Linked DNA regions of Homo sapiens: region 1 is linked to region 2. The links are chromatin loops, found by intact Hi-C in ENCODE. Cell type or tissue: mucosa of descending colon. All regions are shown on one strand. Each heading gives the region's core, and the rest is flanking DNA. Links, peaks and the distances in the headings are about the cores only.

Region 1 (2,923 bases), core at 310-2,809, 50 kb before region 2:
GTCAAAAGCAGCATTTGCCATATAGTCGCTCAGGGTCTGTGTCACAGGATCCTTAGGTCAGGAACTTTCCTCTAACTGTTGGCTGGGGAAAGGGTTACCTCGCTGCAAAATTGAGAAATGGATATTTGTCTCTTTTGTTGTCTTTTTCCTCTACTTCCTCTCCTGATGCCTGTTTGTGCCTTTTCCCAGTCCCAGACACCTGATCATCATTCTCAGTAAACTATTGCAAGGACAAAAAACCAAACACCGCATGTTCTCACTCATAGGTGGGAATTGAACAATGAGAACACATGGACACAGGAAGGGGAACATCACACTCTGGGGTCTGGTGTGGGGTGGGGGGAGGGGGGAGGGATAGCATTAGGAGATATACCTAATGTAAGTGATGAGTTAATGGGTGCAGCACACCAGCATGGCACATGTATACGTATGTAACTAACCTGCACATTGTGCCCATGTACCCTAAAACTTAAAGTATAATAATAATAAAATAAAATAAATAAAAAAATAAGATAAAATAAATCCAATTCCCAAGAAGCTGTGTGCTTAGGGAGTTCTCAAAAGCATCATGGCTGAGTCTCTTAGGTGTCAGCCCTCTCAGGATTATGTAAATATTGTAAGTTTCTCCAAATATTAAAGCTGTTCAAAGTTAAAATAAATAAATGGCTAAGAATAAAAATTTGGGCATGATGCCTGATGAAAAGAAAAACAAATGTTAAGGCATAAAGTCTTGATCAGTGCCTCAAATTAATTTCAAAGATGGGTCTTAACTTCCATGCACATTGCTACATTGTCCACTTCCCTAGAGGGCCCAACACTGAGTGCAGCTATTAGCAAAAGGAGAGAGAGACAATGCTAGGCACATGCCAGGAGTTTAAACACTAAACGGTTATTTAGCAGAGATGGAGACATTTGCAAGCAATGCGTGACAGCAAAAGGAAAGGGCAGGTGAGGCATTTCAGAACAACTGTCCAGAACTACATCGGGCACCAGTGGATTTTGTGAGCAGCTGAGGATTTGAGCTTTGCTGGCTCAGCCTGGCTTAGAGTGCTGGGGCAGAAAAGAAACTGGCTCTAGAGGCCATCCTCCAAGGATCTTGAACGTTTCATTTTTTTAGGGTTTTTCTATCTAGACATTGAAGATACAGTGTGAAAATGAGCCTCTGTCATTTTAACAAGGTCCTTTTAAATCCACAAAGAACAGCCCCATCGATCAAGAAATTATTCTCATTCGTCACTTTCTAGCCTGTTGCCTCGGGATTACGGTGGGTTGCCAGCAGAGACATAGGACCACAGTTAATAAAACATTTTTACAGATCTAGGCTGCAACTACGAAAGACACAATTAATATTCACACACAAGCATGCATGCGTGCCCTTCCCCTCAGCATCTCCAGACTCCCATTACAGGAACCCTCCATTACTCAAAACTAATCCCAATGAGAAGCAAGGCCTATGACTGGTTAGTGTGTGTGTGAAATCATTTTAGTAGTACTTTCATGGGAAAGTGACCCAGAAGACACCAGCTGAATATGATAAACAAGAAGTAGCATAATGTATAAAGAGCTCTAGAATCAGACAGAATTGGGTCCGAATTGGGCTTCTTCATTTAGTAGCTGTGTGACCTTGGGTGAGTTGCTTAGCCTCTCTGGGCCCTAGTTTTCTAATCACTGGAACGGGGATAAAGATATTTATTTTGTATGGTTGTTGTAAAGGTTCAAGAACATGTGTTTAAAACACATATCCCAGTGCCTGACACTTAATGAATGGTAGCAATTGTTACCGGTAATAAATCAGCATATCTGTGCTCTCTCCTGTCACCTTCTCCCTCTCTCTCTCTCTCTCTATCTCTCTCTCAACTTGTACCTACCATAACCACACTGCTGTTTTTTGCTTTGGATGCCTACATGACCAGTTGGTCTCTCAAAAAAAATTTATCAACTAAGACCAGGTGCTGAGCAATAAACTAGGTCATATTCCAGACACCACTATTACTGTTGTCAGCAATAACTGATTTCAGCTTTCTGACATACATTTGGCTATTTTGTGTCCTGCTAACATCAGGGAGCAATCTTACATTGGGGACCCTTCCCTCCCTAATGGAAACATTTGGAGAAAGTGGGAGGAAATTGCTATAAAGTGAGCATAGAACAGAACAGCTGGAAGCGGCCTCCTAATAGGCAGTTTTTCATGTTTTGACAGGTTTGAAGCAGACTATGACAGCAAAAGGGGTACACACAGGGACAGCGTAGCAGACAGCACTTCCTGGAATGGAAGCTTCTGCAGGCTTCCAGATGTAGCTGCTGTCCTTACCCCGCGTGTTTATAGTGGCTCCAAAGTCCCCTTCCTGGGGACTCCTAGGGACATACATCATTGTCAGTTTAGCTGCCAAGTCCAGCTCCAGAAAGGCACCTGGAAAAGGCAGCACAGCTAATGAAAGCAAGGCAATCAAGAGAAAAAGACAGCTGGGCTGGGGGCCAAGGGGCCTAGGGTCTGGCTTCCATCCTTCCACTAAGTGAACTTTGGCAAGTCTTCTTTCCACTAAGGGTCTCAGTTTCCTATCAGCAAAAAGGCTGTCCTGAGCCCTCTTCCCACAAGAGGAATGCTGTCAATAAAAGCAATAAAAGGTGCTTGCTCTATTTATCTGTACTTTCTACTTTTTCTACATGTACACATATCATTTGTGGGAATGTGTATTTTCTACTTCTTAGGTGTGTGTATATGTATATATGTGTGTGTGTGTGTGTGTGCACACACACTTAAGAGGTAAAACACTAATATTAGCTTATTTTATTTAATAATTTATTTATTGTATTTATTTCTACACACACTTAGGTAGAAGAAAATTAGCTTATTTACTTATTATTTTTCTACCTCTTAAGTGTATGTGTATACACACACACACACACACACATATATAGTGTG
Region 2 (2,923 bases), core at 142-2,641:
AGTCATTGGCCTCACATATCTAGCAACTAAGTTATAGGGCCTATATTTGAATTCACATCTCTAGATCCTAAAGCAAGCATTCATTCTATTGAGTCAGTATTTCTCAACATTCTCTGCAAAGCACCTAAATGAAAATCACCCAGTTACCTGTCCTTTAGAGAAAACAGGTCCAGCATCAGGGTTCTAAAAGCATGACTTCTAGACCAGCTGCATCCCCATTACCTGTGAACTTGTCAGAAACACAAATCCCCGGGCCCTACCCTAGACCTATAGAATCAGAAACTCTAGAGGTGAAGTCCAGTAATCTGTAGTTTGATATGTCATCCAAGTGATCCTGATGCCTGCTAAAATTTGAGAACCACTGATCTAGCAGCATCCTTTCCCTTAATCTCCTCCATGAAAGCAACTCATTCACACCTGAACCTTTTCTAGGGCAAACAATTATAACACTTGTAACCTCACCTTAATAACCATCGAAAGGTACTCAGTATTTGATCTATGCCCGTAATACTCGGGAAGGCACCAAATCCCTTGGTGTTTGATCACACCACCAAAATTTCATTTTAGTCTCTTTCTCAAACACAATTAAAAAACAGAGGACTCAAGGGTCTGCTGAAAGAATTAAACCTGAACATGTCCTCAGAAATTGACTTCTAAAGAAACGAAAAAGATTCCAACAATATCATTTGCATAAGAGCATTTCACGACTCTGAACAGAGTTTTTTCATGCAGAAACTTACATTAGAAAATGGAGTTTCCTCCAAGAGAATCCACCAGGGTGTGTTGTAAGGCTTTGTTTTAGAGCTGAGCTTGGCAACATGACGTTGGTGTGTGGGCTTTTCTCAGTTTCCTTATTTCTTGGTGGGTGGTTTGTTTTATGACACTAAATGTTCTTCTCAAGCAGGTGTTGGCTAGATGGAATAAAACTAATTAGTCTGATGTTGGGGAAAACCGGGTCTAGAAGACTGAAATTCAGACTGTGTTTGTGTTATTTGCTTGAATTACATGAGTGTTCTAACAAGGGGTGAAAATGTATTACTTTTCCTGGAGTATGCTACATTTTATCAAGGAAAACACAATCAGTAGTACCAAATACAAGTATAATGTTAGCTGGTTAAACCAACAAGATCCTGCATCTCCCAATTTATTGCTTAGCGATTGAATTCACCTGGAGTCAGGACAGCCATGGGTAAAGGTCTTGCAAGGAATGATGCAACATTGCCATCTTGTGGTTTCCAGCTGAAAATGGCTGAGGCAGAAATAATATCCACCCCCATTAAAACAGGCTTCTCTAAGTGTTTGACCTTTGCATTTTCAGCTGAGAATTCAGCTGGTAGGGAAGAGACAAGGCCTATTTCCAGATGGACACAAGACACAGTAGTAACTGGGTAATCGGGTTTACCCTCCTGAGCTCCCATTGTCCCCTCTTGTTCGATTCATTGAGTTCTCTCCCCACTCTGCTCGTCTTGTTATTAATAGTAGCTGCTGTATGACTCCAGCTGAATCAGCCTCTGCCATTCCTGAATCTCAGCTGACAGCCATTTAAGTGTGGCTCAGCAATCTAAATCACAGGTTCTATTCCCTTTCTGATTCTCCAAGTTTCAGAGCCCACGCCCAACCATTAGGAACCAAATCTTATCCTGGAAAAGAACAGAAACTCAGAAACTCTAACAGTGATCACTCCAGCAGTTCACCTGCCTGATCTTCAACATTTTTTACTTGTTTATTAATCATGTAGGAGTTATGATTAGTGTAAATATCAAGGAGTCTGACAATCCATCGATACCTTTAGGGAAAGAATTTTCGAAATGAATCAAAGACATATCAGTAAACTTATGTATCTGCAAAAAACAATCTCCCCCAAATTTGCATTAGTTTACTTTCTAGATTCCAATAGCATATGCTCACTTATAATCAGTCAGTGAAAAACTTGACCACGTACAATGTACCAAGCATTGGGCCATGTGTTTTGGATAAGTAATAAAACAGACCTGGCCCCAGCAAACATGTTGCTGGCCATCTAAGAGGGAGGACATATTTCATTTTTAAAAATCTATCATGGATATCAGTTTTTACCAAGGAGGAGAAGTACAAAGTACAATTGTGGAATCCCTTTGTGAGATCTTCTCACCTTTCCCATGAGGCAGCAGGGTGGTATTACACAAAGAGCATGGGTCTCAGATCTAGGTTTGTATTCCAACCCTCACACTCATCAGCTGGTAATGTGGACAGGTCAGTTTAACTCTTGGAGCCTCAGTTTTCTTATAACCAGAATCAATACATATTTCTCTACTTTATGAGAATAGCAAGAGGATTAAATGTGGTATTGCATGAAAAGATGTTCAAGTTCCTGGCACAGAATAAATGGTAGCAACTTTCCCTCTCATTTCAACCAGGATGCTTCTGATAAGTCACTTAGTAACTTCTTCACAACTTCACCTTAGAGCTGGTGTGTGGTACTTAAAGACTGAAGAGTGAATTTATTATCCCCCCCCCAAAAAATCTGATTACTCTATTTTTTAAGGGTTATCCCCATTTATTAATGACCCTACTGCATGACAGGGCCTGGCCAGGTCCTCTATATCTATGCTATTTCTAATTCTCGAAACTTTAAATACTACATTTCAAAGCTAAACACACATACAATTAATATCTGGAAAGTCTCATTATCTGCAGTGGGAGATGAAGTCTCCTTCTTTCTCCTAGTATGAATGACAGCTTTGGTGTTTCCTAATTAAGAAGTTAAATTCAAAATGTCTTTTATCCTCATCCCTAGAGGCAAGCTGGCACTTAATGTAAAATGAAACATTTGGGATGACCATTTGAAGGCACAGTAGGAGATTTAAAAGAATATGTATATCTGTTTGCTTGAATCTGCTTGCTAGCAGCTCTGGTCAAACTCATGCTAATTCTCTCATGCTCA

The links. Peaks named below come from ENCODE experiments on the same cell type or tissue, not always from the same donor. Only the 100,000 strongest peaks of a DNase experiment are listed, where the experiment ranks them.
Region 1: a loop joins it to region 2, with 7 times the contacts of the local background. A loop is called at or near these places in 84 of 110 quality-filtered maps.

Annotation. Positions count from the first base shown.
Region 1 is chr11:36,750,914-36,753,836 of GRCh38, reverse strand. The region is part of intron 3 of LOC107984326 (a long non-coding RNA gene); the gene reads right to left. Among named protein-coding and RNA genes, the nearest start is that of RAG2, 150 kb to the right of the region's middle. In mucosa of descending colon, for the core only: no CTCF peak of the experiment used is centred there; no DNase peak of the experiment used is centred there.
Region 2 is chr11:36,701,106-36,704,028 of GRCh38, reverse strand. It overlaps LOC107984326 (a long non-coding RNA gene), which reads right to left and starts at 1,104. Exons shown (of 4, transcript XR_001748187.1): 1 at 741-1,104. In mucosa of descending colon, for the core only: CTCF peaks have their summits at 1,054 and 1,259 (motif pointing left); no DNase peak of the experiment used is centred there.